3 separate regions of the Homo sapiens genome follow, and regions 2 and 3 are each linked to region 1. The links are chromatin loops, found by intact Hi-C in ENCODE. Cell type or tissue: dorsolateral prefrontal cortex. All regions are shown on one strand. Region 1 has its middle 110 kb from the start of AGAP1. Region 2 has its middle 260 kb from the start of AGAP1. Region 3 overlaps AGAP1 (ArfGAP with GTPase domain, ankyrin repeat and PH domain 1).

Region 1 (2,500 bases):
TCTTTCTAGTTTAACCCATTTGTGCCTGAGGTTGCTATTTTTTGAGTTTTTGCAATCAGACCTTGGCAATGACCTTGAGCAGTAGGGAATAAATAACTCCCATATGCTCAGTGTTCCAATAATGGAACACTAGGCATACATATGTTTTAATGAGCTCAAGTGGCCCCTCTAGAACTCTTTTTTTTTACAATGCCCATTCCCAGGCCAGAGCTTTGCAGCTTCTTTTTCTGTTGGTCTGGGGTAGGAACCTAAATTGTGTATTTTTAACAGTCTCACTTTGTGATTCTGACATAGGTGGCCCTTAGTCCATTTGAGAAGCTGATCAAGACCGACTTTGACTTCCCTGTTTTGGACATGTCCACCCCTTGCTCACTGCTGCTGGACTTGGCCTTGGTCTGATCTGTGCTGTCTCATCTTGCCCCTCTAGGATCGGCTGTCTGCTCTGCACTAACCCAGCCGCTAGCCTGGTCCCTGTTCTGGCTTTGCTGGGTGGACGTGGCATTGGCCCTGACCATCTGCCTTGCTGGCCTTCATTACAGCCAGACCCCCACTCAGGGCTCGCAGCTCCTGTGGTCTCATCCCCAAGAACCAAGACAGGGCAATGTCTCTTACTGCCTGTAAGAGCTTGTCGTCCAGGCCTGGAGCAAGAGCCACTGTGGACCCCAGAGCCACAGGAACGCCTCTGCCTGCGGCGGATGCCTGGCCAGGCTGAGGCACGCGTGGGAAAGTGCTAATCAGGACTTTTCTCTCTGGGTGGCTCGCACCATCCTGGCAGAAAGGCAGTGGGTCACTGTGTGGCCACACAGCCCAGAGCCATTCAGGGGGCAGGAGGGAACATGCAGAGCGGAAATGAAATGTCCCCTCTCAGAGCTGCCAGGCCAGATGACGTGCCCCGAACAGTCGCGACTTTCTTTGTGAGGACCAGGGCTGCATAATGCGCATCCCCGAATAGAGCCCCGTCACCCGGGAGACAGAGGCCTTTTCTTTCGCAGGCTGGTGACTTCACTGTACATTCCCAGGCCGCGGGAAGCACTGGGAAGCCTCTCTTCCGCCAGGCCTCGGACAATGCCGGGGAAGCAGGGGAGGCGCTCGCGGGGGCCTGGACATGGGCAGCGCCGGCGGAGAGAGGTCCACATTGCCACGCTGGTCATGTCGAGCCCAGGCTGGCCACAAAAACGGCCTCTGTGAATGGGGATCAGCGGGGCAGGGGCTGGTTTCCTTTCACCCCTCCATGAAGAGGAGGCTGAGATGGAAAACAGCAGGCGAAGAAGGAGCTGGGGAGCCGGGGTTGGATAAGCACAGGCCCAGCGCTCCATCACACGCTGACTGTCCCCTGGCAGGGACTGGAATGTACATGAACGAGTTCTGGAAGCTCTAGAGACTGTCTTCTTAACTGTAAAAGGAGCTCCCAATGGCCACTTATGGGATGGCTATGGGATTAAATTTCACTAAGTGCATAATAGTCCTTGCAAGATAAGTTAGGAATTCTTCAATAGACACTGCCCCAAAACTGTACTATGGGCCAGACAATTAGCCCTTATTAATATCAATGGATACAATCTTAAGAATAGTTTGCAGCCAGGCGCGGTGGCTCAAGCCTGTAATCCCAGCACTTTGGGAGGCCGAGGTGGGCAGATCACGAAGTCAGGAGATCGAGACCACGGTGAAACCCCGTCTCTACTAAAAATATAAAAAGTTAGCCGGCGGCAGTGGCGGGTGCCTGTAGTCCCAGCTACTCAGGAGGCTGAGGCAGGAGAATGGCGTGAACCCGGGAGGCGGAGCTTGCAGTGAGCCGAGATCGCGCCACTGCACTCCAGCCTGGGTGACAGAGCCAGACTCCGTCTCAAAAAATAAAATAAAACAAAATAAAAATAAAAAATAAAAAAAAAACTTTGCAAAACAGATTTTCTTATTTCATCTCATGGGCCCACTTTGCAGTTGAAGACATTGAAACTCAGATGGTTTAGGTAAGGTACCCACCCAGCGCACAGGAATTGGCAGATCTTTCATCTCCAAGTTCAGTGATTCTTCCCCTGTGCCAACGATGTGTCTTTTCTATGTCCCAATAGTTTACCCAACTGGGAATTCTGCCCTTTCTGGAAAATTTGACCTAGCCTCTGCTCAACACAGAAGTGATTCATTTTCAGATCACCGTCCGCGGACAGCCCCTACATTGTCTGGCCTGACCTATTTCTCCTCCCTCTACTCAGGGCAGATGGAAAATTTTCTTCCCAGCTGTGCCTTCTCTTTGAGATTGCCCACCACTCTTCTGATGGCCTGATTTGAGACTATCCCCTCTGCTGTATACCCAGCATTGGCGAGGCCAGGTCAGGCAGGCATCCAACCTCAGCCACGGAATTCAACCAGCAGCTGTGCACTCATGCAGCTGGCAGCTTCAGAGGACAAATGCTAGCATTTCCTCCAATTCAGGGGGCTTCTTAGAGTTTAATTCTCACTGACTTCTCTTGGCACTGGGCAGGACGAGGGTCTTAGTACAGTG
Region 2 (2,500 bases), 150 kb after region 1:
AATCAAGAGGCCTTCAAGCCCCCACCTGCCTATTCATTCATTTATTTATTCAAAAATATGCATTGGGTAGAGGAGATAGATACAATGGCACACACAATCAGCCAGGTTCGTGGCCTCATGAACTTACGGTTTAGTTGGGAAGACTGACATCAATCATATAATCAGATCACACTACAGTGTGACCCAAGCACAGCTCCAGGTGCTGCAGGGAAGGCTCCAATAAGGGGACAGATCTGGGACTGAACTCCAAAGGTCAAGAGGAATTAAGCCATCAGAATGCAGGGGGAAGAGCATTTCTGGCAGAGAGGGAGGCAAGAAGGAACGATGCAAGCATATGAGGACAGAAGGAAGCTGCTTCTCTAGACAGCAAGGGAAGTGTGTCTGGACAAAGGCTAGGATGAAGGAGGACTCTCATAGGAAATTTTGTACAGATTTCTGGTTAGAAGTGGCAGGCTTAACACATCCATTGAGTCACCCTTATTCCTGAAATATCACTAAAACAACAAAAAAGTTTCTTGTTTTTTTTTCTTGTTTTTTTTTTTAAAGCACAAACCTTCAAGGATATAATGAAAGAAGAGAGAACAGCAGTAAAATTGTATAAGCAGGTGAACCTAAACAGGGAAAGCAGAGAAGCAATCTGATAGATACATGCCTCAGCCCCTGCAAACTCCACGACAAGGTTTTATGCAGGTGGTTCAGACACCCAGACCCCAGGCTTATTCCCCACTTGACCCCTAACACCTCCTTCAGGAAGGAGACTAGGAGAACCTTCTAGAGAAGAAGGTTCTGACTCTGGTCAGTCAGAGGTGAACACTTAGCATTTCACCTTAGGGTACAATCACTTAGAGAGCATTAAGAGTACAACGTGGGGCCAGGCATGGTGGCTCACATCTGTAATCCCAGCAGTTTGGGAGACCGAGGTGGCCAGATCACCTGAGGTCGGGAGTTTGAGACCAGTCTGACCAACATGGAGAAACCCTGTCTCTACTAAAAATATAAAAAAAAAATGGCCAGGTGTGGTGGCGCACGCCTGTAATTCCAGGTACTTGGGAGGCTGAGGCAGGAGAATTGCTTGAACCTGGGAGGCGGAGGTTGTGGTGAGCCAAGATCATGGCATTGCACTCCAGCCTGGGCAACAAGAGTGAAACTCTGTCTCAAAAAAAAAAAAAAAAAAAAGTGTACAACATGGGAGTGTCCCCAAAGACGCATCCTGGGCCATCACCCTGCAGTGGAGACTGACCCTTCCAGTGGCCACACAGCCAGCAGCCCCACCCACACACAGAGCTTAGAGCTTGCAGTCTGCTTTTCAAGGCCTGGCACTTAGATGGAAACCGACTGCCAAGGATTATCAGACAGTCAGGGGAAACAGCTGCCTGGCATCTGGGAGCTCTAAACAAAGGCAGCTCCTGGCACCACCCCAAGCAACTCTGACTTAATAGTCTTGGGATGGGGCCTGGAGAATGTGGTTGTTTCTTTCTTTGTGTGTTTTGGTTTTGTTGTCGGTGAGTTGCTTTTAAACTCTCCAAATGATTCAATGTTCAGGTGGGACTGAGAACAGCTGATATCGTCCATTGAAAGAGTATGGAGATCAAAACACCTGTGTTCAAGTCATCATCCACCAGTTAGCAGCCATTGATAGCTACAGCTTTGCACATACAGATGAGAGCATTAGGATCATCCCAGAGCTTGCAAAAAGGCAGAGCTCCACCTCCAGCAGATCTGATACAGCAGCGTCAGGGGAGGCCCCAGAATCTGCACCTGTAACAAGTTACCAAATGGTGCTGATGCTGCTGGTGCAGGGGTCACACTGTGAGAACCCCTGCCTTAGTGCTAAGTGTGCTGGGCGTGGATGCAGACCCAGATGCTCAACTCCTGATTTTTCCATTCACTGGCTGTGCAATATCAGGAATATTACCTAAATTCCCCCATCTTAACTTCCCGCGTCTATAAAATCTGCATCCTCATGCACCCACTCAAGGTGCTCTTGTGGGATGAGAGGAGAGGACCCAGGAGAGCTGAGAGCTCCTTGCTGGATGCGGAGCATGGCTTTGTGTTGTTACTGGGCATCTCTCTCAACCTCGCCTTCAATAGAGCCCAAATGAAATAAGGTGAATACAGCCCTGAAACTTCAGAAGGTACAAACGGAAGCCCAGCTTACACATGACAGTGCTTTGAAAATGACAAAGTGCCACACTGATGTGAACCACCTAGATATTGTTACTATCACCAAGGAGCTGGAGTAATCTTAGTGTTCTGCTTAATTCCCTCTTTTTTTTTTTTTTTTTTTTTTGAGACGGAGTCTTGCTGTGTCACCAGGCTAGAGTGCAGTGGCATGATCTTGACTCACTGCAACCTCCGCCTCCCTGCTTCAAGGGATTCTCCTGCCTCAGCCTCCCGAGTAGCAGGGACTACAGGCACATGCCACCACGCACGGCTAATTTTTGTATTTTTAGTAGAGACGGGGTTTCATCATGTTGGCCAGGTTGGTCTCGATCTCCTG
Region 3 (2,500 bases), 360 kb before region 1:
CCCATCTTGCCCAATTATGAACATTCGTGCAGTCCTTGGCTACTGCCCAGAAAGAGCTCCTGCTGGCAGAGCTGCCCCTCCCGCCAGCGGGCGGAGGCCTCACCCCAGCCCAGGAATCCTTTGGCAATGAACCTAATTCCTCTTCCGTTCTTTCCCATCCCATATGCTCTGACCTCTAACGCTGCCTACCCCAAAGCAGCAGGAAGAGAAATGCCAGGTGCCTTCCTAGACAACCTGATCCCTCTTTTGTCTCTGGCATCCCAGGAAGCCAAACCCCTGAAAGAGCAGCCGAGCACGGGCTTCACGGAGAGCAAGTCTGCACGCAGGAAGCAAGCGTCGCGGCAGGGACCCTCAGAGCCCACGTGCATGCCAGCTTCCTGCCATCAGGCTTTCTGGGGTGCTCCCTGAAGTCTAGGGAAGGACCAAGAGAATCCCGCAGGTGAGGAATACAGCCCTGATTGCAACTTTTCGTTCTGGTTCATCTGGGGGTGGCCCAGCTAAGAGGAGTCCTGCAGGGAGGGCATGGGGCCCGCTTACCTGCTCACCCCGGGAGGGCGTGGGGCCAGCTTACCTGTTCACCCCGGGAGGGTGTGGGGCTGACTTACCTCCCAACCCCAGAGGCCACCCTCGCACACGCACACACTCCCCTGGGGCCTTCCTGGGCATCTTTCCACATCCGATCAACGGATGTTCATGGAATTCATGGGAATAAATGGGGGTACTTTCTTTTACTCAAGGACTTCAACTTCATCAGGGTTTCTCGAGAATCTAAGCAGCCACCCTGGCAGGAGGCTCGATGTGCCCCTTGGCTCAGGCAGGAGACTCAGAGGGATACGCTGCCTCCAGGGGCAGGGACAGTGGGGGGTGGGGTTCAGGATTCCAGGCAGGACCCTGGAACACTGGTCGCAGATTGAAATATGAGGAACAAAAGCAGCCATTGTTAAGATGCCTATCACATACCCACGGATGCACTGAGTGTCTTCTGGGAATTCCTGTTGAACCCCACCAAAGTCCCAGGTGTCAAGGTCACCCAGCCAGCAGCCAGTCACACGCAGGTGTGTGTGGTCCCAACTCCCGGGATCTCAGACACTCCCTTCCTACTGATGGAACATGGATGTGTACTCAGAACTCAGAGAACAGAACCTGATCGCAGGGGATCTTTCCAGGCTGGGAACTTCACTGTCACTTTTCACAGTGAGTCTAAGCAAAAGCCCATTCTGAGTCCTAAAGTCAAACCTCCTGAGCTCCAGCAGCCTGTGAGTGGTGTCTGCACACACAGCCCCGAAGGACCCTGCTCAAAAATGCCACGGTCGGGCCTGCAGGAAGGGGAGCTTATTCGGAATTTCTCTATTCGACTTCAAGGCAGCTTTAAGCAGAATCTGCTGTGGATGAGCATCCACTTTAAAACACGATTAGGCATTTTCAAGATGCCACCTCAAATACGGCAACTCTGCATTCTCACAAGAACCAAGGACTTTTGGGTGGTGCGGCCTTGTCTCCTGGTGAACACTAGAGGGTGCATTAGGCCTAAGAATCCCTCCTCCCTTCTGTGTTAGGATTAAACAGAGCTCTGGCTCTGAAGGTTTCAGGAGTGAGAGCGACCACGTACGCTTTAAAAAAAAAAAAAAAAAAAAAAAAAAAAAAAAAAGTTGGGGGAGGTGCTCTCCAGGAAGCCCAACTCTAACATCTCTCATCTAGCACACTGAAAAGATACTTATAGTTTTGTTTTTTTTTTCCCTTGAGATGGAGTCTCCCTCTGTCTACCAGGCTGGAGTGCAGTGGCACGATCTTGGCTCACTGCAACCTCCATCTCCCCAGATTCAAAAGATTCTCCTGCCTCAGCCTCCCAAGTAGCTGGGATTACAGACACCCGCCAACATGCCCGGCTTTTTATTTTTTTGAGACAGAATCTCACTCTGTCACCCAGGCTGGAGTGCAATGGCGTGATCTCAGCTCACTGCAACCTCTGCTTCCTGGGTTCAAGTGATCCTCCTGCCTCAGCCTCCTGAGCAGCTGGTATTACAGGCATGCACCACCATGCCTGGCTAATTTTTCTATTTTTAGTACAGACAGGGTTTCACCATGTGGGCCAGGCTGGTCAACTCCTGACTTCAACTGATCCCACCTGCCTGGGCCTCCCAAAGTGCTGGAATTACAGGCGTGAGCCACCACGTCTGGCTGGAAAATGTTTGTGGTTTATGCCACACTATTTATCTGGGCTTTTGTAGGTTCGTGATCAAGCAGCCAATCATCTGCCTGGGCAACCTCCTACTTAGACCACACCTAGTGCAGTATGTACAGCTGACGTCCTAAAGAGAAGCGTCTCACATCAGAGCATGGATGGGCATGTCAGATAGGCTCATTCTAAAAGAATTCGCAAAACAGTCTATTCATAGCCACAACAAAAATGAAGGGATATACAATTTTTCCTGATAGGATTATTTGTATGTTACCCATATTTCTGACAAAGCAGTTGTAAAGCTAACCTCCATCTGACTTT

What was found. Peaks named below come from ENCODE experiments on the same cell type or tissue, not always from the same donor. Only the 100,000 strongest peaks of a DNase experiment are listed, where the experiment ranks them.
Region 2: it touches region 1 in a loop (3-fold over the local background); 1 of 110 quality-filtered maps calls a loop at or near these places.
Region 3: it touches region 1 in a loop (4-fold over the local background); 1 of 110 quality-filtered maps calls a loop at or near these places.

The regions. Positions count from the first base shown.
Region 1 is chr2:235,383,312-235,385,811 of GRCh38, reverse strand. No RefSeq gene overlaps it. Among named protein-coding and RNA genes, the nearest start is that of AGAP1, 110 kb to the left of the region's middle. In dorsolateral prefrontal cortex, no CTCF peak of the experiment used is centred here; DNase peaks (open chromatin) are centred at 991 and 2,324; H3K4me3 peaks cover 1,066 bases; H3K27ac peaks cover 2,435 bases.
Region 2 is chr2:235,237,591-235,240,090 of GRCh38, reverse strand. No RefSeq gene overlaps it. Among named protein-coding and RNA genes, the nearest start is that of AGAP1, 260 kb to the left of the region's middle. In dorsolateral prefrontal cortex, no CTCF peak of the experiment used is centred here; a DNase peak (open chromatin) is centred at 1,380.
Region 3 is chr2:235,745,526-235,748,025 of GRCh38, reverse strand. The region is part of intron 5 of AGAP1 (ArfGAP with GTPase domain, ankyrin repeat and PH domain 1); the gene reads right to left. LOC105373942 (a long non-coding RNA gene) reads left to right here. Exons shown (of 4, transcript XR_001739943.3): 4 at 265-328. Among named protein-coding and RNA genes, the nearest start is that of TNRC17, 230 kb to the right of the region's middle. In dorsolateral prefrontal cortex, a CTCF peak has its summit at 1,494 (motif pointing right); a DNase peak (open chromatin) is centred at 1,505; H3K27ac peaks cover 1,839 bases.